Regions from separate parts of the Homo sapiens genome. Here regions 1, 2, 3, 4, 6 and 7 are each linked to region 5. The links are chromatin loops, found by intact Hi-C in ENCODE. Cell type or tissue: PC-9. All regions are shown on one strand.

Region 1 (4,000 bases), 120 kb before region 5:
CAAACATCTGCAATAAGAGTTACATGACCCCTGTCAGAATGTGTGCAGACCAGGCCTCTATTTCTCACACCTTGGCCATGGTCTCTATACTCCCACCCATTCTTCCTCTTCTTGTGACCTGGCACTAAAAAACCTCATCAGGCCTGTTTGCCGCACACCTCTTAGGAGTTGTTTTTATTTCCTCCCATCGAACCAAGGCCTCATGGAAACTTAGCATAAAGGGAATAGTAACTATGCAGTGTGCCCTTCAAGGTCAGAGCAAGACCTTTCAGTTCCATGAATCTGTTAGTCCTGCCTCATTTCTCCAACCTCTGCCCACCAGGCAGCCCTACGTATCCATCCCCTGATGAGCCCACTGAGCTCCCATCAGTATTATAAGCAAAAGTAATGTATTTCAGAGACCACTAGAACAGATCTGGGTTCAAACCCCAACTCTAGAATTTACTACCAGTGTGATGTTTGGTAACCTGAGAGGATTAGCATTACGCAGAGGCTCCCGAACTTCCTCAGTTCATAGTGTCTTTAGCATCTCAGTAATTTTTCACAGTATCTCTAGGCCTTAAGAAAAATGTGTTTCATTTATCAGGAAGTTAGAACCAAACTATGTAATAGGAATTTATGTCCTGACAAAGTAATTACATATAAATTGAAAGAAAAAAGTTAATAGTTTGATTTTATTTTATTTTATTTTATTTTATTTTTTTTTTTTTTTTGAGAAGGAGTCTCACTCTGTCACCCAGGCTGGAGTGCAGTGGTGCGATCTCGGCTCACTGCAACCTCTGCCTCCTGGGTTCAAGTGATTCTCCTGCCTCAACCTCCTGAGTAGCTGGGATTATAGGCATGCGCCACCACACCCGGCTAATTTTGTATTTTTAGTAGAGATGGGGTTTCACCATGTTAGCCAGGCTGGTCTTGAACCCCTGACCTCAAGTGATCTGCCCACCTTGGCCTCCAAAAGTGCTACGATTACAGGTGTGAGCCACCGCGCCTGGCCGATTTTATTCTTAAGTAGTAATGATTGCTTATTAGTGGGATGCAGACACCTATTGGGCACTGTACAACTTCTCAGACCTTGGAATCTGACTGAACATTGCTTCCCTCATCTCCTGTTACATATTGACTTTCATTGCTCCACAAAGATGTGACATCATCAAAAGGAATGCAGTATGATCTAATGTTGAAACTGTGAACTACCTTGAGCTAGTAGTTTGCACAGTGTCTAACAGACATTAAGCATCATGATATTACCCTCAAAAATTTAAAATAATCCACGGTCTCCCTACAAATTTGCTTTGGCATCCAGAGTGGGAACTGTAGCAGTAGTGTTTGAAAAGTACCTAACATATTGTAGACATTTAAAAAATGGCAGCTATTATGACTTCTCTTTGAACTTTTAAAGTCACATTTGGTTGCCCTATGACTAAATTGCCGTGCCACCAGGCTAGACTACAGTCTCCCTGAAGGTTGACTTATCTAGGTATCCCCTATGAATGGAACAGAGTATGTGTTGGGTAAATGTTTCTTTAATGGTGGATGGATGGATGGCTTTTGGACCGCTCATCTCTTGGTTCATCTGTATTTACAAGCATGTGTGTATCTATCCATTATTGCATCTATGCATCCTATAAGCAGCGGAAACTTGACTTCTTTGTCAGCTGGAGCTGCCTCTCAACCCCTGTCCCATTCTAATGGATGGTGTTGACTCCTCTTCCTCTTTCTGTCTACCTCATGTTGCCTTGAAGAACCATCATCCTTTGGGCATCAGCTCTAGGATTATCTTTCATGCCTGTAGCTTGTTTTCTCAAAGTCTCTTCAAATTCTTGTAGGATAGAAGCAGGCCTAACTCGCCCATGAATTCCTGCATTTTCTGGTGTGGAATGTTGCTTACAGGGCTGACTGTGGACTAGGTGCTCAGTAAATACTTGCTACATGAATGACTTGATTTATGTTGTGGTTTTATGCAGAAACCAATGTCAACATTTTGATAAACTTGTCTAGTGACTCATTAATTACAAAATATGCAGCAAGTGAGAAGCCAGTACAGCCTCATGGCTCAGTGAAGGAAAGAAGAGTCAGGACAACTTCAGCAGTCAGCGAGGGCTTCACTGAGGAGGGGGCCACAACTGGATGTTGAATGGTGGGCAGGATTCAGAGGAGCCAAAGGAAGGAGGCAGGCTTTCAGGACTGGGATGATAGGGCACAGCAAGAAAAATGGCCTGGAGGAAGAAATGGGCTGGGTGCATGAGGGCCCAGAGAAGCAAAGGGCTTACTTGTATAGAGAGAGAATGAGATGGAATTCCAAGGAGTAACGTTGGCTAAGAAAATCCTAAGATCTTGAAAGCTAGGAGGAAGTACTTTAAAATGTGAACATTAGCAGTTAACTGGAAGGTATACTACAGAGTTGGCTGCATAACGGTGGTTCCACCATATTGAATCACTTTACCTAGGGAAAGGGGACAAGGGGTGGAGGGAAAATTAAAATAATATGCCCAGTTACAGGAGAAGTCCAAATGAAAACATTTTGCTTGGGTTTAACTGGCCATAGGTCTGATGGTTTTCTATCCACCACACAAGTAAATAGCTCAAGGGCAGGCTGCCCACCAGCATAAGCCTTTGTGTGGAAAATACTGCCAGTGTGGCCATGGAAAATGCCCTCTTGCTGACCATAATTATACAGAATGTGTGCAAATAAAAGCTGAAAGAAAACCCTTTTGCAGAAGCATGGTTTTTTCTGTTCTTATTTTGACAGAGTGGAAGAGAAATTCACAGACCATTTTCTCATTCTCCTAGTTGGGGCAGAATGAGCTCATGCTGCATGGCTGGGCTGGGGGTTGGGTTTCAGTGAGAGGCCTAAAAACTGGTTTCTCCACAGAGGCCTACATTGATGGGTCTTTCAGTCCTGAGATGGCTTGGTGTGGGGATGAGGGTCATTGAGGAGAAGGCCGCAGAGGCCGTTTCTTTGTTTAGCTCTGATTAACCAGAAAGGTTTGATCTTCTTCAGCCAAAGGGAGATGGGAGAAGTTGGGGGTGTTTAAAGCATGTATCTACTTTTTAAGGTGAACTTCAGCAGAAGGTAATTCTTCTGAGTCCCCAACTCTTTCGTGTGGTTCCCATCAGAGACAATTTCTGACTCTGAATAAGCCCAGAGCATGACAAATGTCTCCTAGAGAGAGTCCTCTTTAAGCCACAGGATAACAGATTTTGTTCCTTCAAGTTTTACAACTGCCCTTCCAGAAAACTGCCCGTCCTCTTCTTCTCTTGGATATTTTTAGGAACACTTGAGTGAAAAACACTTGAATGAAGAGTTGGTATTTGCCAGTCTGGCAGTGATGCATGCCTGGATTACCTGGTCCCATCAGGACTGGGCTCCAAAGTGCAAAGAGGCAAAGGATCGACAGCTGCTTTGGTCCAGCTCTGAGCTGCAAGGAGAAGAGAGATACGCTCAGGGTCCCTGCAATTATAGAAGATTTATTGCAGGACACACATGCAGTGGAGCTGGAAATGGTCTAGGAACTAGAAAATTAGAAGAATCCAAGGTAACCCTGGAGACCAGTCCCCTTCCCAACATCTCTTGGTCTGTCTGCCTGTCTGGCTCATTCTCTCTGCTTACTCATGGATTCTTTACTTCACCTTGCCTAGGGCCCATCACGACTGCCAGCTTCCTTCACTTCAGCAACTCTCTGTACAACTTTTGGCCTCTATCTCCAATGTTATCTGGCTATTTCTCAGTTTCTTTCTTTCTTTTTTTTTTTTTAAAGACAGAGTCTTGCTCTGTCACCCAGGCTGGAGTGCAGTGGCACAATCTCGGCTCACTGGAACCTCTGCCTCCCAGGTTCAAGCAATTCTCCTGCCTCAGCCTCCCGAGCAGCTGTGACTATAGGCACGTGCCCAGCCTCAGTTTCTTAAGAGAAATATAAAGGGCTCAACTAGCCTTGATCATTTGGAGGGGGGCAGGGTCTAATGGTCTGGTCAGCTCATGGTTTGGTTGCCCTTGTGTTGA
Region 2 (4,000 bases), 65 kb before region 5:
TGCAGAAAGTGACTTTTGAAAAACAAAAATAGCATATTACATAAAGAACTAACCAGAAGTTTGCCTCAGTTTCATTTGTCTTTTCTACCTCAAAATGTGAAATTAGTACATCTTTTATGCTTTTACTATTTAAAGTCTTAAAAATATATAGTTGTGTTTCAGTATAATGCAGAAATATCTGGATGTGAAAAATTCAGTCTGTCACCCAACTTCCAGATGTTTGGTACTACGCAGACAAAACATCAGAATGAATGACCAAATTTTTTTCTCTACAATCCAGATGGCTTAGTGCCTCTTGCTTCTATAAGGAAGCATATTTTCCTTTCTCTAAACATCACATCCTACTGTAGCCCACATAAGGCATGATTTACACTCCTTCAGCTACAAAATGTTAGGCCATTTGGAGTGCAGCAAAGCAATCAGTTAATGAAACTATATGTTTTGGTGAATGTAGTCCAAGTCCAAGTGTTAGTGTGTACTTAGGAGGGAGTGGTGGTGGTGGAGTCAGAAATGGGAAGGTAGGAGAGTGAGCGCCTTGTTCAATGGGAGAATAACTTGGCTAAAAGGACACAGCCTTCCAAAAATCCATCTGTGCCATCCATAATCGTAATAGGTGAAGTGGAACATTTAGCAGCTTCAACAGGGCTGCCTTTTGCCTGAGATGCAGCTGGACTGTGAAATGTCCATCGTGTACTGTGAAGCTTTCTTTCCCTACTGTTCCTTCTTGGAGCATTATAAAATGGAACAGATGAATGTAATGTAACATTATAACATTAGGACTCATGAACATTATACAGGTGGAAAAATTCTCTGTTTTAAAAGTAAAAAGGCAAGTAAGTGATTTAAATATTCATATTGTTATATGGTGAATATTTAAGTCACTCAAAAATGTAGTGATGATGAATGGATTTCTCTTCCTATGACATGTCACCGCATTTTACAGTTGTTGAACTTGGGGCTGAAGACAGCAACATTTTTTCCTTCCCCAAAGTCAAAGAGATTTAAGATCATGAACAGAGAGCCAGAGTTTCTCTGCTTAAACATGTTGAGAAAGAAGGAATAGATATAAAGAGACTTCCACTAGAATCAGCAGATGAAATCAAACCCAGAATGAATTCCATTCTATTTATTAACCTCACACTCCCTGGATTATAGAACAGTGTTTAGATAATGAATGGCAATGAATGTTAAAACATCATAAAACCTGACCACTTAACAATCGCTGCAAGAAAAACATACCATTTTAAATAGACCTTCTTACAACTCAGAATCTGGGCCTTGGATAATAAGACAGGATTTTATACTGGCCCAAGGTCAATTTTAAAGAATAGTTTATGGGAATCTAGTAGAACCTTGGGGTACATATACTGAGTAAAGAGACTCAAAAGTCAAGTGGGAATCTTTAACACCATATAAAACAGAATCACAGTTACTTTTCTTGATTGGATGTTTTCACGACTTTTTTGGTAATTCATTTATTAGAATAATAAACTGACAGAGCTGGAATGGACTTAGAGCTCATCCAGGTCTCTGTCTTTATAGATGAGGAAATGGAACCAAAATGAAAGGACCTATCTAAGGCCACACAGTCATTACAAGAAGGGTCAGAACTAGAATCACAGAGTTCTAATTGTGAGTCACAGAGTCCAGCCCTGTCTCCAGGACAGCTTGCCTTTGAATCACTATGACGTGGCTCAGCGTTACAGATTTCCTAGTGGTGTCCAAGAAACTGACACCCATCACTGCAGGCTGGAAATGGCTCAACATCATTCATTTGTATTACACATCTAAGAGCTATAAAACAAACCCAGTGTGAAGGCAAAGTTTCCCCATTTGTCTCCAGAATAAGACAGACTATTGCAAAAACAGAGCTAATAAAACTCTGTCAACTTCAACAACTTGGTTAGAGGTCCTGATAACAAGTGACAGCCTTAGCTTTTTACAGACAACTTATAGTGCCTTGGAAGCATGTCATGTGCAGAATCCGCTACAGTGTCTTTGAAAATAGCACAGTCAAACATTCAAAATTTAAGTGACGTTAATGGGGAAGAGAGGAGGAGGTGGTGGTTATAGCCATGTCTACACTACTCTTTACAGAAGACATAGATGTCAGTGGTCCTTCACTCGTCTCAGAAAACAACTCACGACTACAGCAGCTTGCATGATGAAATGGAAGGTTAGGATGCAAGGGGAAGGTGGAGGGTGGAAGATGGGGTTGGTGGGTCATATTAGATAGCAATATGAAGCATACTGTTCCCCAGTTTTGAGGAACTGGGGATCTCACTAGTTCTCATGGTGTGAGCCAAGGAAATAGACTCTTATGTGATGTTATCAAAGCTTTTCTGTTTAATGTTTTATTCAACATCAAATGAGAACATAGAAGCATTGCTTCTAGGAAGGGAAGACAACCCCTGACTCCTACACGAGTATTCTGCTCCAGGAATTGCAAGGAAGTTTAAGGATTAGGAGAGATGGGGGTAGAAGGAATGGGTGAAGTCAGGACTCAGTATGGTTGGCCCTCTATATCTGTGGGTTCCGTATCTGTGGATTCAACCAACCTCGGATGGAAACTATTCAGAAAAAAAAAAAAAGGATGGTTTCATCTGTACTGAACGCATCATAGGCTTTTCTTTCTTGTCATTATTCTCTAAGAAATACAGTATAACAACTATTTACAAAGCATTTACATTGTATTAGGTATTATAAGTAATCTAGAGATGACAAAGTACACTACATAAGAGGATATGCATAGGTTATATGCAAATACCATATAATTTTATATAAGGGACTTGAACATCTGTGGATTTTGGTATTCTTGGGAGGTTCTGGAACCCATCCCCAGTGGATACCAAGGGACTGTGTATTTGGAGTTATGAGAAAAGAATGGTCATGTTTTGATTATCTTGTAGAGAAAGGAGTTCTTGGTAAGGCCTTCCCTCCAAGCTAATTCAAAGTTAGTGCTCCCTGAGAAGCAGGATCTGGCCAGAATTTGAGAGAGCGGGATGCTGGGAGAAGAGGTCTATATTTTTAAAAAATGCTTAGGGGAGCAACTAAACCAGCAAAAGTTAAACCAAATAAAACCATCATGCCCACTTACCTCTTTAATTTACTCTCCCAAACAGATCATCATTTGAGCTATTCCACTGAAGTCAAGCATGAAATCTATTTAGCTGGATAGCTACCCATTTCCTGTGACCTGCAAAAGAGATGCCCTATTCTTTCAGGATCCTTGGAATGCCACATGCCCAGGCCCACTGGAAAACTGGGAAGGAAAACTGGAGCCACATGCCTGGGCCCACTGAGATTCATCACCCTTCCCCTACAACCCTGTGTCAAGGAAACACAAAGATAGAGTGGATTTCAGCACCACCCAATGCAGACGCATGGCTGCTAGTTTATCAGCATAGGTCAATGAATGGTTTTAAGTTGCTATGGGTTTAAGAGGATCTCTTAGTTGATGGGAATTTTTGAATCTTTTTTTTGCGTGGGACCCTTTGGCAGTTTTGTAAAATGTACAGACTATTTCTCAGAATGTTTCTAAACGTGTAAGTTATATTGAAATTGGCCAGGCACGGTGGTTCATGCCTGTAATCCCAGCATTTTGGGAGACCGAGGTGGGCGGATCACTTGAGGTCAGGAGTTTGAGACCAACCTGGCCAACATGGTGAAACCCCGTCTCTACTAAAAAAAATACAAAAGTTAGCCAGGCGTGGTGGTGTGTGCCTGTAATCCCAGCTACTTGGGAGGCTGAGGCAAGGAGAATCGCATAAACCTGGGATGTGGAGGTTGCAGTGAGCCAAGATTGTGCCATTGCACTCCAGCCTGGGTGACAAAGCGAGACTCTGTCTCAGAAAAAAAAACAAAAACAAAAATATATATATATAGAAATAAAATTATCAAGATTTTTTTAAGAAATAAGTTTGTGATATATTTCTTTGTTAGCACATCAAATGCAAGATCTAGTGGTGAGTCTAATAATTTCTGTGATATTGAAACAATG
Region 3 (4,000 bases), 260 kb after region 5:
GTCTCGATCTCCTGACCTCGTGATCCGCCTGCCTCGGCCTCCCAAAGTGCTGGGATTACAGGCGCAAGCCACTGCGCCCAGCCAAAACTATTTTTTTTTTTAAATTACTGGGCTAACAGTTTTCACCTTCATTTACAAGATTTCATGAAGACTCTGCATGAATCTCTTTTCTTCCCATTTCCCAAATATGAAAATAACTTGGTTTTTCTGATTTTAAAATAAATTACATGCTCTTTTATGTTAACAGAAGAACTTAATTTAAAAGTAATTTGCTTAAATAAAAATGCAGTTATTTAGTAAGATACCAAAAATCAACTGGGATATAATTACTCAACACTGACTGATACCTTTTTAATTCTTTACAAAAGTATATTAGAATTCTTCAGGCTCTACAAATATCTAGCATCTTCCCCTTTTCCTTCCTTCTGCCTATCAAAAATGAAGGTATTAAAAAGCCACTATGCCAAATGCCTAGCTCATCTCAAAGTTTTAAAAATAATTTATCTAAAAAACATTCTTCCAACTTGTCAGACTGAGAAACATATCGTGAGAGGTTAAATGACTTGCACTAGGTTTCTCAACGAGTAATACAAAGCACTAAAAACATGAACCAACATAAATCTTAATTATTTGCATATGAGATAACCTGTTCTGAAGTATCAAAAGAATAGCTGTTTGTATTTTAGGGATAGGAGACAAGGCCAAAAACTAAACTACCACGAACAGTGGGGGCTCTGAGATTTAATGCTTAAAGGGTAGAGCTTACTTCTAAGAAAATATCAAAGCAATTTTAAATTCTTTTATGTAATGATGAATTATCATTTCAAGGATTCTCAAATGAGCAATATCTAGTCATCTTAAAAACTTAGGTAAGGCCAGGCACGGTGGCACACACCTGTAATCCCAGCACTTTGGGAGGCCCAGGTGGGTGGATCACCTGAGGTCAGGAGTTCAAGACCAGCCTGACTAACATGGTGAATCCCAGTCTCTACTAAATACAAAAAAAAAATCAGCCAAGCGTGGTGGTACATGCCTGTAATCCCAGCTACTCAGGAGGCTGAGGCAGAATCGTTTGAATCTGGAAGGTGAAGGTTGTAGTGAGCCAAGATCGCGCCACTGCACTCCATCCTGGGCAACAAGAATGAAACTTCAACTCAAAAAAAAAAAAAAATAAAATAAATTAGGTAATCTAGTGATTAAGAGGACATACGGAAACAAGCAGAATCATGTCCCGTCAAAGACTTTCAAACTGCAGAACTCTTTGGATGGTAAATTGAAAATCAGATCAAAAATCACAAAAATGTACATTCTCTCTGAACTAGCTATTATATTTTTAGCAATACATGCAAATGAAATGTAAAAATTCAAAAAAATTAAACTGCACTATTTATGATAGCACAACTGTGACTGAAACAAAGTGGAAAAAAATGCCTATCATTACAGTGTTCATTTAATTAAGCTTTCATTAAGAATTATTATTGTAAAATATTTTTATCTCATGTAAAATATTTATGATAAATTATTAAGTTAAAACTGGGTAAAGAAAAAGCAGGCTTATGTAATATAATGTTAATAGTATTTAAACATGTATTATTACTTTAATTGTATTCTTGTTTAAGTTTTTCTGCAATAACCATGTAATACTCATATGTAATCAGAAAAGGTTTAAAAATGTAAGAACAATTATTAATTGGTCAGGGAATCATATCAGATAATGGCCAACTTTTTTTTTTTAATTTACCAAGCTTTCTTTTAAAGTTATTGTGAACTTAAATCTTGGTAAATACATCATTTGTTTGTAGAAGATCTCAAGCAATGACATTTTATGACATCATTATGATAACATAAAAGAAAGATAGCTAAGCAGAAAAGTCAAGAATAAGTTCTCAACTTTTACACACAGGCCATTTAAGAAGCAAATGAATGATTAAAAAAATCTTATAAGAAAATACAAATTATACATCCTTAAATTTCACTTGGTCCTTGCCCTCTTGAATTTTACTTGGCCTCCCAAGTTATCCTTCATGATCACTAAGGCATAACCAGCTCACTATCTACAATATAAAATATGTGAAGTGATGCAGCAGTATGCCAGGAAAGTAGCATGTATGAAAAAGTACTAAGGGCAAAATATGGTGAGGCAGAAAAAGAGAAAGAAAATACACAACCTCCTTACTTCAATACCAAAGGAGTTTACCTTTAGATACGTAACACTAGCACCATCTGGTGGAGGACAAGTTAGAAGCAATTCTTCAATTACCAGCGTTTTGTTTTTGTTTTTTTAAGTTTGTTATGTTTCAAAAAAGATGATCATTTTCCACAGAGAACAACTCTAGTAGTGGTACAGTTATCACACAGAGGATCCACACCAAGCCTGGGAGAAAATAAAAAGTCTACCAACCAGAGGATCTAAGTATACTCCAGGATGGACATCCTATCAAATCTTAGCTACAGAGCAGTCTTTCAAAAGAACAGAATTATCTTGGCTACTTCTCTTTTGGTGCCCCATACCACAGTGGATGAAAAGAACACTTTCCAACCACAAAATAAACCTAAAATGGACAGACCCGAATTACCAACTAAAAAGCAGAGCTTTAATTTGGATTTTGGGGTTCCAAACTTCACAGAGATGACAAACTCAATGGTACCTTCAAATGCCATCATGGGGAAAAGCAAATCAACAAACTGAAGGACAAAAAAGATGGAAAGTTTGTTTCCTATTTGTAGATTAAGTACCTCTACTGAGGTAGAAGAAATTTCAACAAAGAATGGCGTAAGCAGAAATTGTTTCCCCTTACCTTCCACAGTAAGCATCTCACTCTCTCTCTCTCTTCCCTCTCTCCCCGCATTCTGCTTTTCTCTTTCAAAATCCCTCTTTTATCTTTTTTCTCTACCTGTATCTGATACCAACATAAAGTTGTTGCCATACCATAAAGTATTTAATGGTACCACTAAGGAAACTAAAGAAAAAAACTGCCACAGGACCAAACACAAGACCTGATGCGTAAGTGGCATTCGACTAGGCAAGAGGCAAGGGCCTGGTTGATACTGGGACAGGAAAAGCAGGCTCATAGAGAGGAAGGAACACTAACTGTGGAAGAAACCGTTGTTTGCAACAGTACTATAAACATTCCAGGTTCACTGCTAACAAGATACAAAACCTAAGGGGGCAGGGAATAAACACTATTCTAATTTTATAATTAAAATGGTCTTTGGTCAACATTTTGAAATGTATTGGCTTAAAAAACATGGTATGTCAACCCACCTGCCATCCCCACAAAGCACCCAAAAGTTGCTTCTCCTGATTCTTGCACTTAACTCCAAAATTATTTATGTCTTTTGTACTCAAATTTGTATTTACTCATATAATACCAGATTATCTGTATTTGTTTATACTTTTCAAGTGCACCTTCATTCAGATACAAATCTGAGAGCTGCACAGAGAATTGTGAAGTTTGCTTAACAAAGGGAAAAGTTTGCATCATTTTGCATCATTTACTCTTCCACTGCTCCTATGTTTTGTTTTGTTTTTATTTTTAGCTTAAATGCATCTGTGGGAGTTTGTCCAGTAATAAATATGAGAAGTTCAGATTGCTATGGCATAGATTTTTTAGAATAAAACATATTGCAAATTATTCTACTCCATCATTATCTAATAACGTAAGACAGAATTAGCCAACTTTGAGAATATTCTAATATTTTGCTATATTTTCCCAATAATACTGACTATTAAAAGCATTAAAAAAGAATGACAACAAAAAAGAAAACCCCAAATAAACAAACAGAAAAAAAGCAAAATGAAACAACAGTAAAAAGTAAAATAATAATAATAATTAAAAAGAGAAAGATAGAAGCAGCGATATACTTTGCCGGCAACAAACAGCCCAGTTCTTTTTTACCTATAGCTGAATAAAGTTTTGGAAATAACAATGGTTTCTGCTACATTCACTAATATGCTTCTATACTGTACTGTTACAATCTCAGCGAACTCCACTAACAA
Region 4 (4,000 bases), 92 kb after region 5:
ATAGGAAAAGGGAGGAAGTAGAGGACAAGGGAAAGGGAGAAAGAAGAGGGGGAGGAAGGAGAACAACAGTGCCTCCTTTATTCCAGCCTCCATGCCTTTGCTAATACTGAAACCTAAAGGGCCACCATGTATGATCTCCTCCCCACAACCATTCCCATCCTCATTGCTCTCCCCTGCTGCTGGTCTCACATCTGTCACACAGCCTTGCCTCGCCTGTGCCCTCCCAACCCAGCCTGGGCTCACAGCCTGCAGCGCTGTAGCCGTTAGCTGCATGTGCTTCAGGCTTGGGTCCACACTGCAAGCTGCTCCTCTCGCTTCCCTGTGGTGACTCACGGGCCCTTGCTGCAGCCTGGATTGATTGGGTGACAGGGTAGCCAGGGTCTGAGGCACCCTAGTGGCTCTTTGCAGAAGAAAAAGGAGTCCAGGGCACATTCCAAGCCCTGTCAACACTGGCTTAGCCCCTTAGTGGTGTAAAATCTCACGCCTGGAGTCCTGTAAGCTCCTGCTGCCAGCTGCAATTTTATTGGTGGTCTGTGACTTCAAAGGCCTCTCCTCCTGCATGGCTGAGCCAGGCAGGCTGCAGAGCAGAAGGCCTGTGCCCAGGGCACCAGGGAATTCCCCCAGGACCTGGACCCAGCCTCCTCTCCAACCTACACTGCCTCTTTCTTTGATAGTCACAAAAATCACTTTCCCAGCTCCCTTGGCAGCCAGAGCAGATGGAACTGCAGGCGAGGAACTGGCTTTCCTGGATCAGCTTCTTAGGATACCGCTTTTCTGGATCTGTTTGTCCCAGATTTGCAGGTGAGACACTTCTAACCAAACATCTCTTCAATGTCCCAACTGGATAAGATACTTTTTTTTCCTCTAGAAAGCCCCAGCAGTGGAAAGACAGGAGGCTGGGTTGTGGTCTGGGTCATCCTGAGTACCCACTTGATATCTGTCTGCCTAATCTATCAAGGAGGGTGACACTGAGGCCTGGCCACTGCCTCACAGCTCTTTGGAGGTTAGAAGAGGTCAAGTCTGGGAAAGCAGGCAGTGAAGCTCTCAAAGAGAAGGCACTGCTCAGTCCACACTGCTGGTGCCCCTCGCTGGCCGTCTTGACACTCAATGAAGTGTTTAAGACACAGTGTCTGAATCTCAACTCTGACATTTCCCAGCTGCGTGCCTTTGGGAGAATTACCCAACTCCTCTGGGCCTCCATGCACTCATGCGGATTAGCTCATATTGGTGAAACACTTGAACAGTCCCTGACACCTGGTAGGTGCTATAGAAATATTTGCTATTGGTTTTTTTGTTTGGTTTGGTTTTGAGACAGAGTCTCACTCTGTTGCCCAGGCTGGAGTGCAGCGGCATGATCTCAGCTCATGCAACCTCCACCTCCAGGGTTCAAGCGATTCTCGTGCCTCACCTCCCGAGTAGCTTAGGTTACAGGCGTGCAACGTCCAGCTGATATTTTTTGTATTTTTAGTAGAAACGGGGTTTTACCATGTCGGCCAGGCTGGTCTCAAACCCCTGACCTCAAGCGATCTGCCAGCCTCAGCCTCCCCAAGTGTTGGGATTACAGCTGTGAGCCACTGCACCCAGCCAGAAATGTTTGCTTTTGTTATTATTGCCACACATATGCCTCATCTTGCTCATTTATTCCACATGAATAGGATTTGTGTGCCAATGAGATGACAAGCTTCCTGTACCCTTTCCTCCCCAACACACACAGACACCCAGTCCAGCCTGGTGTGCTCAAGCAAGAGCAGCTCAGACCCTGCTCAGCCTTTTGCTTGTGAAGTAAGCTTGGGCAAATTATTAAACCCCTGCAATCCGGCATGGTCATTTATAAAAGGGAGCTAAGAATAACCTGCTTCACAGAGTGGCATAGAATTTACATGAAATTTAGATAAAGCTACTAGTAAATATCAGCAAAGCTCAGTGCCTGGCCTACTACAGGCACTTAATGAACGTATTAATGAATATTTGTAGTAGGCACTGAATGAATGTTTGTTCTCCCCGGTACTGGGCAAACAACAGCTCAGTAAACACTTGGCAGCTTCAGGTCAGTCCTGAAGAGCATGTGTTAAAGGGGGTGGTGGCATCAAGTGACCAGCCCCACCCTCCACCGCTGGCCACACCTTCCCTAGTGACCACACTGAGAAAACACTTAGATGGACCGATGGGTGTGAATCCCTTGAGAGCAAGGCTGCATCTTCTCTCTTGCACTTGCCAGCATCTGGCACAGCTGGGTATTAATCACACAAGACACAACTCCAGCGGTGGCGGCCCTGGATGTCTGAAATGCTGTCCAGAACATTGAGAGAAAGCCAAAGAAGGAAAGCTGCCCTCAAACATGCCCAGGATCTTGCTGGAGATGGAAACTAACAAGGATGGAAACATGACAGCAGAAAAATACAGACCAGTTTGAAGTCTGCCCACCTGGGAGTCAAGCCACATTGAAAATCAATAAGGCATCAAGGCCGGGAGCTCGGAGAGCCGACTGGATACCTGCGTGGGCCTCCTTTAAAGAGGTGAAAGCTTTGAAGTTGCAGACGACCAATAAAAATACAGCTGGCATTTACAGCTTCAACTCCTCCTGCTTTTGCTTTTCACCGTGTTGCTAAAGCTGCCTACAAAGCTGCTCCAGGCCGGACTCTTGGCCCAGGTTGACAGAGCCCATTCCCATTCCATGGACAATAACAGGGGCTCTTGGTGTCCTCTGGCCAGGGATTGGTGATCAACTTTAGGCACGCTGGCAATTTCCCAGGACAACCCCGTCTTAGGTTCTGAACATCAGAGGCAATGGCTAAGGTCCCCCAAAGCACTTTGGTAAGTTCAGTTAGAAGCAGGCTAAGTGGTGGCCAAGATAAGCCTCAGAGAAGCTCATGCTCTTCTGGGATACCTTCGCTCTATTTAGTGTGTTTTCCGTTCTCCTGCCCATTCAGTGTTCCCTTTTCAATGCCTGTAACACCAGGAGGAGGAAGGGCCTTCTAGAATGAGCCCTTCCCCTCAAAGATGGAGCAATCCAGGTACAACAGGTTAGTCCAAAAGGGAAACAATAGTTACAGTGAGAGGGAGCTGGACCCTGATTCCCAGCCCAATGCCTAGGATTTAAGATGCTGAAGCTGGAGGCTTTTCTTTCTTCTCTCACTTCTCTATTTACCACTCACAGGAAGCTCCAGGACCTTCCTCTTTCTTCAGCAAGCATAGAAAGGGTTCTCAGAACTAGGTGCTCCTGGCCCAGTGAGGGAGACAAGACTTAAAGCATAAAACATCCAGGCAAAAAGCTACAAAGCAGTCTCAGAATGAATGGAAGGTGTTATGCTATGCAACATATATGGGCAATGTCAGGCTTAATGACCAAGCTGAGCTAATGTCAATAAACAGAGAACTATTAGGAAATTCATTAATCAAGGTCTTGTTTATACTCCTATTTGTCAACCAAATTATTTGCTTGACTTGTGACCTCCTTGGTTTATTATGGCCATTTCTGTCATCAGCAGAGCTGGGCTGCTGGAATTTCACACATAGGTAGTCCTGCCTCTGTCTTCAGCATGCTCCTGGTCAGCCTTCTCCCAGAATCACACCTCTGAGCAGGGGCCAAGGTCTGTCTTCAGTTAACAAATAACCATTCTTTATAATCCAGTGGTTTACTGGGCCTTAATTAATTGATTTGCTAATCGCTGTTTCCTGTTTCCAGGAATGAGCCCAGGAAGTTGACCTTTGAAGCACTCTCCTGCTCTTGGGGCCATGTCATCAGGAAGAAACTCCAGGCTGAAAACACAACTGCAAGGCCAACAGGCAGGGGAGCAGCTTTCTCAGGACACCTGAGGTCCTGCCCCACCAGGCTCTGGTCTTTACACACCATCTCTCACTGTCCTCTAGCCCCAACTGCACATTGCCTTCCTCCTTCCTGAGCTCATGCTTGCCCCTCCCTCGGCATCTCCCTAGCCCCAGCCTGAAGGCTGACCTCCTCCAGAAAGCCTCTCCCTCACCACGAGGCCAGAAAGAGTCT
Region 5 (4,000 bases):
CAGAAGAGAACCACTTATATAAATAGCAAGGCCATCATAAAGAAAGCAACGTCTTAGGGAAGAGCAATCCATGAAGGACGCCTGGAGGAAAAGAGATATTTAAATGAGTTTTTGAAGGTGGTTTGAATCTCACAGAGGCTACTAAGCAACAATTCCGATTTTTATTGTCCCCTAGAATGTTCCCTCTGTGGTGAAGAGATAGTATTGAAAATACTAGAGATCGGCTGGAGACAGATAAGCGGAAATTTGGGGAAGGGAAGTGAGAGGGGTGGAGTGGGATGAGAGAAGAAAACTCCTGTCTCAAGTCTAGTAACACTGCCCTACTTCGTTTCATTATCAGAGAAGAACGGGCCTTATAAATGATGACGTTATAAGTCTAAACACCAGCCCCAGGGAAAAGCATCTCAGCTGCCTCGGTAATTATAGATCTGCTTCCTGCCTGCCTTCGAGAGTGATCTATGTGAGCACCGGGAACTGACAAGCAGGAGAACTTTCCTCCAAGACCAGTGAGGTTTTAGCTGTAAAAGCATAACCTGGCACAGTGCTGAGCCTTGTTGGGTTGTCCTGGCTTTGGGCCTCGGTCAGTGAACCCACAGGATGTGGGGCCAGCGGGTCCCTGGACCCAGTGGCACAGCCACGGGGGACCACCAGGCCCACTGCTCAGTCCTCTTCTCCTTGGGTGAAGTGAGCCACAGCAGTGGGTGGTCACCCACTTTCCAGCCCAGTTTGGTCCCTCTCTTCTAGGCACTCTTGGTTCTAGCCCAGCCAGGGGGCTTGCTCTAGCCCAGAACCTCCCTGCCCCTGTGTTGTCCTGCTAAAGCCACTTCCCTCCCAGAAATGCCCTTTGTCTGTACACCCCCATGTCTACCTTCTACCGTTCCGTCAAGCCTTCTCTCTAAAGTCCCCCACCTACCCCCCCGATAAAGCCTTCTCGGAGTCCTTATCCACCCACCCAGCCCTTGAGCTGAAGTCAGCTATCCTCTGAGCTGCAGCCCCTGAGTTCCTGACCTGTAATTCTCTCATGGTTATTTATGTGGTCTGATTGCCCCTCCTAGCCTGGGGCAGGGATTATCAGTTCCTCTTCACTTCAACTCCATGGACATGAGCTGAGCACCTTCAGGGCACCAGGAACTGTGCAGGGTACATTAGTGAGGGCGGGAGACCTGGCCTTACAGCCAGGAGCTAATATCTCCGTAGGAGAACTGAGGCTTAAACAGCCTGGCCAAGGTTGCCAAACAGCCCAGCGCACCACCCTCCATGGCCAAGCTCCACTCTCTCCCTACAGCTGTAGCCCAGAATGTGGTTTAGTACCAGAAGACTGATTTCTCTTTCGCTGTATGCAGACCAACTGTTGACGAGGTGATGGTCCAGGAAGCCGTGGTTGGAAGGAGGTACAGCAAATATTGCTCAGTGCTTAGTCACTGGGCATGGGCCTCCCAGGAATGACAGCTGCACCCTCTGTCATAACATTTTATCTATCTGGAGGCCCAGGAGGGACTCTGGGAGCCAAGATTCCTACTGGCCCCAGCAGAGTACAGGGAGAACATTCAGTTCACAACCAGCAGGTGGTTCCTAACTTTCTGAGAAGGTAATGAAAGTTCTGGATGTTCTCCCCAGAAATGCACAAAAACATATGCACATACTGTTTTGCACACAGCTTCAGGGAATCACCCACCCTCAGAAGCCTATCCATGGAGCCCTGCACTAGTACTTTGATCTAAACTATGGGTCCTTTAGTGTGGGTGCTGAGAAACAATGGGCAAAACATATGTATTCTGGGGAATGGGTGCTCAGAAAATGTTAATGAATGACCTTGACTTTGACCAGGCCAAGATCCTTAATTGTGGTCACTGATGGGTATTTCTTATACTCTCTGCTAGAGCCTGTGTGAGCCCTTAGCTGGAGCTCTCCCAGGGTTCAGGTAGAATAAGCAGCCCACTGCATGGGGGCATCTGTGGGGTTCAGGGAAGGCCCCGCTCCTCAAAAGCCCCTTCCTCGAACAATCTGCCTTTGGACTCACCATCCCTAGAACTCTGCCGTTAGCATAACATCCTTTTGAAGGATCCTTTTGAGTTTACGGAGCCCCTTTGCCCCTCCCAGAAAGAGCTCAGGGGTGAAGGACAGATGTGTACAGAAGAGAAAGGATCTCAGCAAATGAAGGTAGAGAGCAAAGAGACTTCCCAATCTGGACTCAGCCTTCCCTAAGGGTGATATTCAGACCAGGAGCCTGCAGTCTTTAGAAAGTTTGGATTTATCCAAGCTGGAAAGGCTTTCCCAAAAGGGGTGTAGAGGGATGAGGATGCAGATTTATTGGGTTTCTATTATGTGCCAGATGATTTCCACATATTATCTCATTTAATCCTCACAGTGTCAGGAAGAGCAAGTATCATTTTCCGCATTTACAAGTGAGGAAACTGAGGTAAATGTGCCCAAAGTCACACAGCTAGTATGTTGCAGAACCCATAAGCTTTCCTACCATATAATAAATTGAGGGAGTTTTGCTTTATTTTGTTTTAGGACAGAACACAGATTGAGCCTGTGGTCACTTCAGCTGAGAATCAGGGATAATTTGCGGAGACTAAAGTTGCCCTGAATTACCTCAACTTTAGAAACTGGCAAATAGGCAAAAACCCTGTTTCCCATGGAACCAGTACTAGTTTGCACAGTGATCTTGAGAACTAATCATTTTTATTTTTCAGTAGACATACCCTGCAGCTCTTAGGATGCTTATAAAAATCTGGCTGGACACAATGGCTGATGCCTGTAATCCCAGCACTTTGCGGGGCCAAGGCGGGTGGATCACTTGAGGTCAGGAGTTCGAGACCAGCCTGGCCAACATGGTGAAACCCCATCTCTACTAAAAATACAAAAACTAGCTGGGCATGGTGGCGGATGCCTGTAATCCCAGCTACTTGGGAGGCTGAGGCAGGAGAATCGCTTGAATCTGGGAGGAGGATATTGCAGTGAGCCAAGATTACGCCACTGCACTCCAGCCTGGGCAACGGAGTGAGACTCCATCACAAAATATATATATATATATACACATATATATGTGTGTATATATATATATACACACATATATATGTGTATATATATATATATGTGTGTGTGTGTATATATATATATATATATATATATATATATATATATATATATATGAGAAAGTGGAAAGATTTTCCCTAAAGACCTAGGGCCAGGTCTTCCAGAAGCTGGGGATGATGCTGTCACACACACCTCTGCTAGGATGCCGTGTTTGGGAGCCCAGGGGAACTCAGAAGCCAGGCCCCTGCGAATGTGACCAGGGACTTAACTGTCCATACGCTTTATAGTACAAGAAAATCACCAGCCTGGGAAAATATTCACTTCCAACACATTCGTTATTTCAATATTTTTTTTTTGGGAAGTATTTTTATTTACTTTGCCTCTTTGGCTTCTCCTGTTATTTTCAAAAACAAGCATACTCCCATAAATGTGATAGTCATCATGGACATAGCAGCTAACATCCAGGAATCTACTGCAGACTAAAAAGCACTTTCCTTTGAAAGAAAAATTATGATTATGGAACATCATCAAGGCTTTATAAGACAGTCAGTGTTCACATGGACACAGGGAGGGGAACATCACACACCAGGGCCTGTTGCGGGGTAGGGGGCAAGGGGAGGGAGAGCATTAGGACAAATACCTAATGCATGAGGGGCTTAAAACCTAGATGACGGGTTGATGGGTGCGGCAAACCACTATGGCACATATATACCTATGTAACAAACCTGCACATTCTGCACATGTATACCAGAACTTAAAGTAAAAAAAAAAAAAAAAAAAAAAAAAAAGAGTCAGTATTGAAATAAAGATTTTTTTTTTTGTAATAAGCAACTTTTAGTATGTATATTTCCTCCTGTTTCTCTTATGGATAAATTTATTTTTAACTAGATGTTTTAAAATAAATCACTCTCCTAGTGACCTCATTAGACAGGAAAATAGGGACCAACCAGGGCATCTA
Region 6 (4,000 bases), 260 kb before region 5:
TTGTGAAGAGCACAGGGAAGACCAAGTGGACTTTTCTTGGTCTCCATTCATCACTGAGGTAAAACAACCTGGCCATCTCATCCATCCCCCTGCCTCTCAGCTACCTCCCTGTCGCTCCTCTCCTCATTTATCCAAGCATTATCACTTCTTTTAAACTTTTCCTTGAAGGAAGTTCTGAGTTATTCTTGAGGATTAATTTCATACCTTTAGAGCAAGATTCTTACACTTTTTTGTGTGCCATAGCCCCTCCTCCCTTCCCCCCTCCTCCCTTCCCCCCTCCTCCCTTCCCCCCTCCTCCCTTCCCCCCTCCTCCCTTCCCCCCTCCTCCCTTCCCCCCTCCTCCCCGGGCAGTCTGAATAACACTTTCAAACGCACAAAAGATAATACATAGGACATCAAAGGAAACCAATCATTTTGAAATACAGTTATCACAATATTTTTAAAGCAGTGATATAGTAATATGTGCTTCTCCATTAATGGATTAAAGAATAAAATCTACTGGCAGGACTAGTAACCACTGGAGTTTTAAAACACGGATAAGCATAGATGATATTTGCAGAAACCTGCCACTACTGTAATGGGATTGGAAAATATCTGTTATCACTGCTGTTATCACTACTGTGGTCTGTTACCTACATTCATCATTTTTTAAAAAGCTAAATTTCAGTTGGAAGTTAGTGAAGATAAAGACGTAAGCCTTTTCCCAACCAAAGTCATGGACCCCTTTGAATTCTACCTATTAATCTCTTGGTGAAGGGAAGGGGGTGTCTGTGGACTCCAAGTTAAAAGGATTTGTTTTAGAACAGTGTTTCTCGCAGTGTGGTTCCAGCACCAGCGATATTAGCATTATCTGGGAAACTATCAGAAATGTAAATTCTTGTCCCCACCCCAGCAGATTTACTGAATCAGAAACTCTGGGGTGGGGCCCAGCAATCTGTGCTTGAATAAGCCTCCAGGTGAGTCTGCTATGAGCTCAAGTTTGAGAACCACTGCCTTAGAGTTGGGTAGGATACAATCTCCGAAGCAGAATGCATGGCCAAGATGACTCCTTCCCCTCAAAGTCTTAGAGAATGATCTATTGCCTATTTTCCTGCTCCACTTCCTTCAGACTAACTCTGAATCTGGGGTAGACTGTGGTTTGGAGTTTAAAAACCCGAGATCCTTGTTAATGCGTAATGAAGTGCTACAAAGCAGCTTCTGTCACAAGGGTGGTATAAAATACAGCTGCAGGGACAGCGGTTAAAGTTTCACTCTTTTATGGACATAAAAAATAATTGGCCTTCTAATTATCTCCATAAAAGTGAGAAAACTTGCCTGGCTTATTGGCATCTTTATTAGCACTAGGAAATAATTAGACATCCTTAATAGCTTTCTAATGATCCCTAGAGGAGGGAGCCATTTTTAGGGCATCTGCTGCCATGATTGGGTCATTATGGAGCCCTTCAGACCTGGTCTACACAGAGTGGAGTGCTTGCACATTCATCAGTGCCCGGTACTGGCTTTGGATCTCTGATGGCTCACGTGCCAGGAAAGGCGTATCTCTCATGGGCCCATGACTCTTTCCGGAGCCTTGGCAGCATCTGTCCCTGGTCTGGGAAGAGGACCCTCACTATGGTGGACTGACAAGGGGGGCTGATTATTTATGGATAGGTGAACCTCCTCTGGTCCTATCTTTTTAAGGAACTTGGAGCATGTTTATTCTATACCAGTCTCCTTTGGGAAAGATTGCTAGGCTTGTAACATTGCAATTCTCAGACCCCAAAGCACAAGCTTTGAAAAACTGAAGTCGTATTGGTAAGCAGGACAGTGGTTTTCCACCTGGTTGGTACATGGCACCCTTGCAGGTTTGGGGTCTCTGGAGGATTGAGCTTTAGGGCTGAGTGTTAGGGAGGAACGGAATCTCCAAGTGGAGGGAATCCGAGCCTACGTTTCTCCAGCAGGTGGCGCCATAACTTTACCTTCCGCGTCTCCGTCGCCTGCGATGGAAGCCGAATTTGCAGGCAGTGATGTGAGGCAGCTGTCTGGGAATCCTCTCCTCTGTATTTAGGGCTTTAATATCTCATAGAAACCCACATCATCTTCTCTCCAACTGACCTTCTCCAAGCCACTCTCATCCCCAAACCCTCGATATTTCTGATTCTTTATCTGAGAATCGTGAACAACCCTTCATAAACATGTCAGAAATACTGACGGTCCTTCCAGACCTGGAACACTGTGGAAGAGTTTGGGCAAGTCATAAATGATGCTCTCGATCACTCCCACATTCTGCGACTGTCCCCAGACCCTCCGCCTCTTCTCAGAGGTCTGCCATCAGGATCTTCAGCGTGTATGATTTGCTTACTTTGTCAGCCTAATCATAAGGTAACTTGAGCTCATAGCAGACTCACCTGGAGGCTTATTCAAGCACAGATTGCTGGGCCCCACCCCAGAGTTTCTGATTCAGTAAATCTGCTGGGATGGGGGGCAAGAATTTACATTTCTGATAGTTTCTCAGATAATGCTAATATTGCTGGTGCTGGAACCACACTGCGAGAAATACTGTTCTAAAACAAATCCTTTTAACTTGGAGTCCACAGACACCCCCTTCCCTTCACCAAGAGATTAATAGGGTTTTTAAACATCTCTCAGGGGTTAGGTAAAGCCACAAGGCAGATGATCATCTGGATTTCACTCTGAACAGTGTTTGGAAAGATGGACTCTGGACCGATAAGGTTGGAGCATACATACATATGTGTGTGTGTGTGTGTGTGTGTGTGTGTGTGTATATATATATATATATTTTTTTTTTTTTTTTTTTTTTTTTGAGAAAGAGTCTCAGTCACCCAGGCTGGAGTGCAGTGGTACCATCTGAGCTCACTGCAACCTCCACCTCCCAGGTTCAAGCAATTCTCCTGCCTCAGCCTCCCGAGTACCTGGGATTACAGGTACAGGCCACCATAACTGCCTGATTTTTGTATTTTTAGTAGAGATGGGGTTTGACCATGTTGGCCAGGCTGGTCTCGAACTCCTGACCTCAAGTGATCTGCCTGCCTCGGCCTCCCGAAGTGCCAGGATTACAGGCATGGGCCACTGCGCCGGACCAAGAGCATATATTTTTACACATGTTTACACCTTACTACATGAGTTAGGACTGATCCTGGTTTTACAGAATCTCAGAGTTCACTTACCTAATTCAATTGCTTACCCAATGCAGGCATCCTTCCTGCAATTTGACAACTTGATAGCAGCAGGGTCCCTTCCAGTTTGCAGATGATGTTCATAGCTCTTTAATGCTCACTGCAACCCTGTGAGGAACACTGGTGAAGTGACTCACCCAAGGACTCCTAGCTACTAAGTGGCAGGATTTATTAGTGTCATCTGACTTCAAGGTCAGCACTCTGTGCAACACAGCTACCTCCCCATCATGCTTGGTAAATGTTTCTCCACTTCTTTTCTTTTCTTTTCTTTTTTTTTCTTGAGACAGAGTCTCACTCTGTCGCCCAGGCTGGAGTGCAGTGGTGCCATCTCAGCTCACTGCAACCTCCACCTCCTGGGTTCAAGCGATTTTCCTGCCTCAGCCTCTTGAGTAGCTGGGATTACAGGCATGCGCCATCACCCCTGGCTAATTTTTGTATTTTTAGTAGAGATGAAGTTTCACCATGTTGGCCAGGCTGATCACGAACTCCTGACCTCAGGTGATCTGCCTGCCTCAGCCTCCCAAAGTGCTGGGATTACAGGCATGAGCCAATGCACCCGGCCCATCCAATTCTTAGTGAATACTGATACAATGGCCACAATTACTCCCTCCTAAGGTGGTGAGTCCCACTGTTTGAGACCTCGGGTTTTGAAAAACACTTTCCTTATTGTCTGGTAATCCTCTGCTGCATAACCACTTTACCCCAAAACTTAGTGATTTAAAACAACAGGCTGGGTATAGTGTCTTACACCTGTAATCCCAGCTCTTTGGAAGGGTGATGTGGGAGGATCGCTTGAGTCTAGGAATTTGAGACCAGCCTGGCCA
Region 7 (4,000 bases), 210 kb before region 5:
TGTTTAAAATTATCTGATAGTTCCCCACTGCCCCCAGCACAAACTCCCTATGGAGATCTCCAAGGGCGAAGGTGATCCAGCCCCTGCTTCTCTCTCTCACTGCTTCTGATGCTCTTTCTCTGTCTCTTTGCTCATCATGCTTCTGCTGCCCTAGCTTCCTTCCTGTTCTTCAAATGTGCCAAACTTGTTCCCACCTCTAGGCTTTTACCTTGAGTGTCTCCTGCTCTCTCCACTGTATAATTATGTTTTATCTTCACACTTACCACCATCTGAAAGTATCATGCTTGTCTGATTATCGTTGACTGTTTCGTTCTTAGAGTATAAACTGCATGGCAAAAGGGACTTTGCCTGATGGACTCATGGCTATATCTCCAACATCTGGAACAGTGCATGGCACACAGTAGGTCCTCAATAAATGTTTGTTGAAGAAAGGAATGACTAGCAGTATTATGGTGCACAATGACTTGTAAATGACTGCAGGCTTCAGTTCCAGCCCTAACTGGGTCAGGTGAGGAGGGACTGCTGCCTTCCTGATCTACCTTAGCCGTACCTGAGAAAGCCTGCTAGGCTTTGTGTTTGTCGCCTATCTCCCTCCAGGTGTCCAAAGTGAGAGATTTCTGGGAAAAGCTGAAATACGTAGAAATATACAGAGTCAACCAATACACATTTACTCTGGCCATATCAGATGATGGTGATGGATGGCAAATACAGTCTGGTTGAAGAGAGAGGACTGGTGCTAACAATATCATCTGAGAATCATGCTGGACAGGATGAAGTTAATGCATAGAGCAGTGGTTCTAAACCTTTTGAGGTCAGGGACCCCATTGAAAACATGAAGAAAATGTGTCTTCCCAAGAAAATTCTCACATGCACATAGACATGAAAGGCAGCCTTCAATGCAGGGACTCACAGACCCCAGCATCCCTCCACCAGCCCTGAGCTCACCCCTGGATCCATGGTGGGGGCAGGCTGACAGAGCTTCTAGATCCACCAGTAGAAGGCCTCCTGCTTCTTCCTCGGGAGTCCTAGCACCCCTTTGGATCTAGAACAGGGCGTTTGTGTCCCTTCATAGCCACTAGTATGACAGGCATGAGAATGGGAAATAATCTTCACACTCCCTCACCCCATCCTACTGCACCAGGGGTCTGCCATCTCATCTAGGGCAGAGGCCATTCTTAGCCTTTAGTCAATACTGTCGGTTTCCTCAGACATCAAATACTTTTCCTTTCTCATAACTGTTCATAATTTACTGGATTAAATAATTTCTCCCTCCCTTCCTTTGCCCAGCCATAATGAACACAGAAATGGTCCAGCATCTAGCATGGCAACTTGTACCCCGCAGAAGCTTTTTAAAAAGTCTTTTTGTTAATTTATAAATAGTAGCTGTCTTTTATTGAGTGCTCACTATGACACTGAACAAGGGGCTTGAGAAGAAGGATTTGTGACTCCCCTGACAACTCTCTAAGGTGGAGACTGCCATTAGGCCCATTTTACGTAATGGAAAGTGGGTACTTGGGGTGCAGGGAGGTTAAACTAGGGACAGAGAAGGGAGTTGAAGCAAGGTCTGCTTGCAGAGTCTGGGCATGTGGCCACTGTCCTGTATTGCTACCCTGAGCAGCAGGACTGTTGAATTCATGTTGAATGCACTGACCATGCTTTGGATTCGGCAGGAGCAGAAGGTAGGAGGGGAGAATCCAGGTGCTGCTTGGTGGCCAGGTGGGCTAGTCAATGCCCACATGACCAAGCCAGGCTGCCAGGCCAGGATGCTTCTCCCCTCCTCCTGGCATGGTCCTGGAGCCCGGGCCACCTGATCTGGGATGCAGCGACGGGTGGATGCTATGACACTTGCTGGTATTCTGTATCAGTGGTAGCCAGGGCAAGAGGGAAACTGCCTCAGTGGCAGAGCTGGCTCATTCTGGAATGGAGATTGATTTCCCAGTGTCCCCTCCTGCCTCTCCGGAGCTGGTTGGTGTCAGGGAGGATATTTTTGTAAGGATGAACTGTTCTTGAATGTTTCCTGCAGCTGCTGGCCCAGGTCTCCCTCCAGCAGTCACAGGGCCTGTTATGTACACCTCCCTTTGCTTCCCAACATATTCAAATGAGAAGAAGTCCCCTCTCTGAAGAGCCCCTGGCTCTCAGGAACCAGCGGGATGCAAGAGTGGGAGCAGGCACGGTGGCTCCCCACCAGCCACCTGTGGTGTGGGGGCTCAAAAGAAGCTGTGTATTTACAGATTCTTCCTTTAATACAGGGCTGCAGCTGTTTTGAGGAAGGATTAATTTTCATCTTTCACCAGCTCAGAGAGGTCCTGGGCAGACATCAGGGAGAAAGAGTGACAATTTGGGGAACCCTAAGAGGTTTTGATTTATCTGGTCTCAACTTTCTCATCTATAAAATGGGGTTGCCAAGTCCATCAACAGGAGGTGCTCTTTCTCCATCCCTGACTGGTTAGAAGGTTGGCAGAGTAGCTCACACTTCAGGTGCCCAGATTTGACATGGCTGGGCTCCGAGCCTGGCACAGTGACATCACAAAGTCAGCTGGACCCTCTGTGCTTCCTGCATGACAGAATGAAAGTGGCTTTTTTTTTTTTTCATTTGGAATCCAAGATGCTGAGTCATTCACCAGCTCAGAAGAGGAGATTTTGTTGTAAAACAATCCAAAAGGCCCCTCCCCGCGTCCTTGCCCAGCACTCCAGGCCTCGCCCCAATGTTAATTCTGAGGGGATGCCTCCAGGAAAGCATGACAGCAGATGGAGAGGGCGGGGCTGGATGAAGTAGATTCTGGGAGGAAAACCAGGGTTTCAGAGTTTCCTAGGGGTGAACCCAAGCCAGGCATGTGCCCTGGGGGACCACGTATACTTACTTTCTTCAGATTCTATGTTATTCTTAAAGTCTTTATTGATCATCTATTGTGTGCCCAGCCATGTGCTTGTCTTTGGGGACCCTGAAAGGGAATACAGTTCCTAACCTAGATGACCTGACCATTTAGCTGAGGGTGGGGGAGACAAATGTAGCTCACCAGATACGGTGCACCTCCCGAAGAGTATGTGCTCAGTGCTTGGTGTGTGTTACAGGCAGGCCCGGAGAAGGTGGGGGGAGCTGGATGAAGGGAAAGGGACTTGGAGAAGAGGCAGAGGGCACAGCGGAGGGCATTCCAGGAAAAGCTGTCAGTCTGAGCAAATGAGTAGGAATGGTTTTGATTAGTAGTGGTGTTAAGGACACTGTGATGAGATTAACCAGAATTGAAGTAAATGGCAAACATTGGAGCAGTGTAGGGTATGGATTATGGAGGACTGGCTATCCACCGAAGACTTTTGAGCAGGAGAATATCTGAATAGAGTTGATTTTGGCTGCATAGCAGGCATGCAGGATGGTGCAGGTCCCCAGGTTTCTGAGTCTAAGCCCTAACTTAATCCTGAGTTGTTGCTCTCCTGGCTTTCTAAATGTAGCAACCATCCATCTATCCATTCATTTATTATCGATCTATTTATCCATCTATTAATTACTCATCCATCTATTTATTCATCCACTCATTCCCTTATTTTCCTCTTCACTGGCCTCTAGTGTAAGATCCTTCTCTAGGCCAGAGACACTGTGTTCCCTGCCATATTCCTGGTTTCTAGCATCGTTCCTGGTACATAGTAGGCCCTCAATAAATATTTTTGAGCAAATTCTCTCGCTGAGCATTCACTCACACATGTACACTTTGCACAGGATATTGAGTCCATTCTGCTCTACTTTTTGGGGGAGCCATAGCTGGTTATTTGAGGGGGTCCTAGAATGGTTCTTCAGTATCCCAACAAAGTCCTAGAGAGATCCTTTCCCCACTAGTTTAGACAAGAGCCTTGAGCTTTGAGAGGAGACCTGAAGGCTAGTCCCAGTTTTGCAAAGACAAAGTATGTGGCCTTGAGCACTAACATTTTCCCTTTGTTTCTTTGGCAGATAAATGAATAAGCTTGGGATAAGAGAGCTTTGAGAGTCATCAGACTCTGACAGGTTATA

The links. Hi-C counts contacts between places; a loop is a spot of excess contacts. Peaks named below come from ENCODE experiments on the same cell type or tissue, not always from the same donor. Only the 100,000 strongest peaks of a DNase experiment are listed, where the experiment ranks them.
Region 1: it touches region 5 in a loop (5-fold over the local background); 2 of 110 quality-filtered maps call a loop at or near these places.
Region 2: a loop joins it to region 5, with 5 times the contacts of the local background. A loop is called at or near these places in 11 of 110 quality-filtered maps.
Region 3: a loop joins it to region 5, with 6 times the contacts of the local background. A loop is called at or near these places in 5 of 110 quality-filtered maps.
Region 4: a loop joins it to region 5, with 1.8 times the contacts of the local background. A loop is called at or near these places in 3 of 110 quality-filtered maps.
Region 6: it touches region 5 in a loop (5-fold over the local background); 5 of 110 quality-filtered maps call a loop at or near these places.
Region 7: a loop joins it to region 5, with 3 times the contacts of the local background. A loop is called at or near these places in 8 of 110 quality-filtered maps.

Annotation. Positions count from the first base shown.
Region 1 is chr2:45,118,105-45,122,104 of GRCh38, forward strand. It overlaps LOC107985809 (a long non-coding RNA gene), which reads right to left. Exons shown (of 3, transcript XR_001739190.2): 2 at 3,347-3,419. Among named protein-coding and RNA genes, the nearest start is that of SIX2, 110 kb to the left of the region's middle. In PC-9, no CTCF peak of the experiment used is centred here; DNase peaks (open chromatin) are centred at 1,127, 1,927, 2,307, 2,667 and 1 weaker place; H3K27ac peaks cover 2,657 bases.
Region 2 is chr2:45,172,018-45,176,017 of GRCh38, forward strand. It overlaps LINC01121 (long intergenic non-protein coding RNA 1121), which reads right to left. Exons shown (of 6, transcript NR_033831.1): 5 at 3,098-3,196; 6 at 2,324-2,570. Among named protein-coding and RNA genes, the nearest start is that of LINC01121, 81 kb to the right of the region's middle. In PC-9, no CTCF peak of the experiment used is centred here; a DNase peak (open chromatin) is centred at 1,694; H3K27ac peaks cover 2,510 bases.
Region 3 is chr2:45,492,656-45,496,655 of GRCh38, forward strand. All of the region lies in intron 14 of SRBD1 (S1 RNA binding domain 1), which reads right to left. Among named protein-coding and RNA genes, the nearest start is that of SRBD1, 120 kb to the right of the region's middle. In PC-9, CTCF peaks have their summits at 2,229 (motif pointing left) and 2,429; a DNase peak (open chromatin) is centred at 2,196.
Region 4 is chr2:45,329,126-45,333,125 of GRCh38, forward strand. LOC105374577 (a long non-coding RNA gene) reads left to right here and starts at 2,164. Exons shown (of 2, transcript XR_001739448.2): 1 at 2,164-2,814; 2 at 3,686-4,000. In PC-9, no CTCF peak of the experiment used is centred here; DNase peaks (open chromatin) are centred at 326, 1,666, 2,076 and 3,456; H3K27ac peaks cover 610 bases.
Region 5 is chr2:45,236,901-45,240,900 of GRCh38, forward strand. The region is part of intron 1 of LINC01121 (long intergenic non-protein coding RNA 1121); the gene reads right to left. Among named protein-coding and RNA genes, the nearest start is that of LINC01121, 16 kb to the right of the region's middle. In PC-9, CTCF peaks have their summits at 1,586 (motif pointing right) and 1,792; a DNase peak (open chromatin) is centred at 1,421; H3K4me3 peaks cover 427 bases; H3K27ac peaks cover 1,828 bases.
Region 6 is chr2:44,979,849-44,983,848 of GRCh38, forward strand. No RefSeq gene overlaps it. Among named protein-coding and RNA genes, the nearest start is that of SIX2, 28 kb to the right of the region's middle. In PC-9, a CTCF peak has its summit at 1,956 (motif pointing right); a DNase peak (open chromatin) is centred at 1,943.
Region 7 is chr2:45,022,524-45,026,523 of GRCh38, forward strand. No RefSeq gene overlaps it. Among named protein-coding and RNA genes, the nearest start is that of SIX2, 15 kb to the left of the region's middle. In PC-9, a CTCF peak has its summit at 2,400; a DNase peak (open chromatin) is centred at 2,558.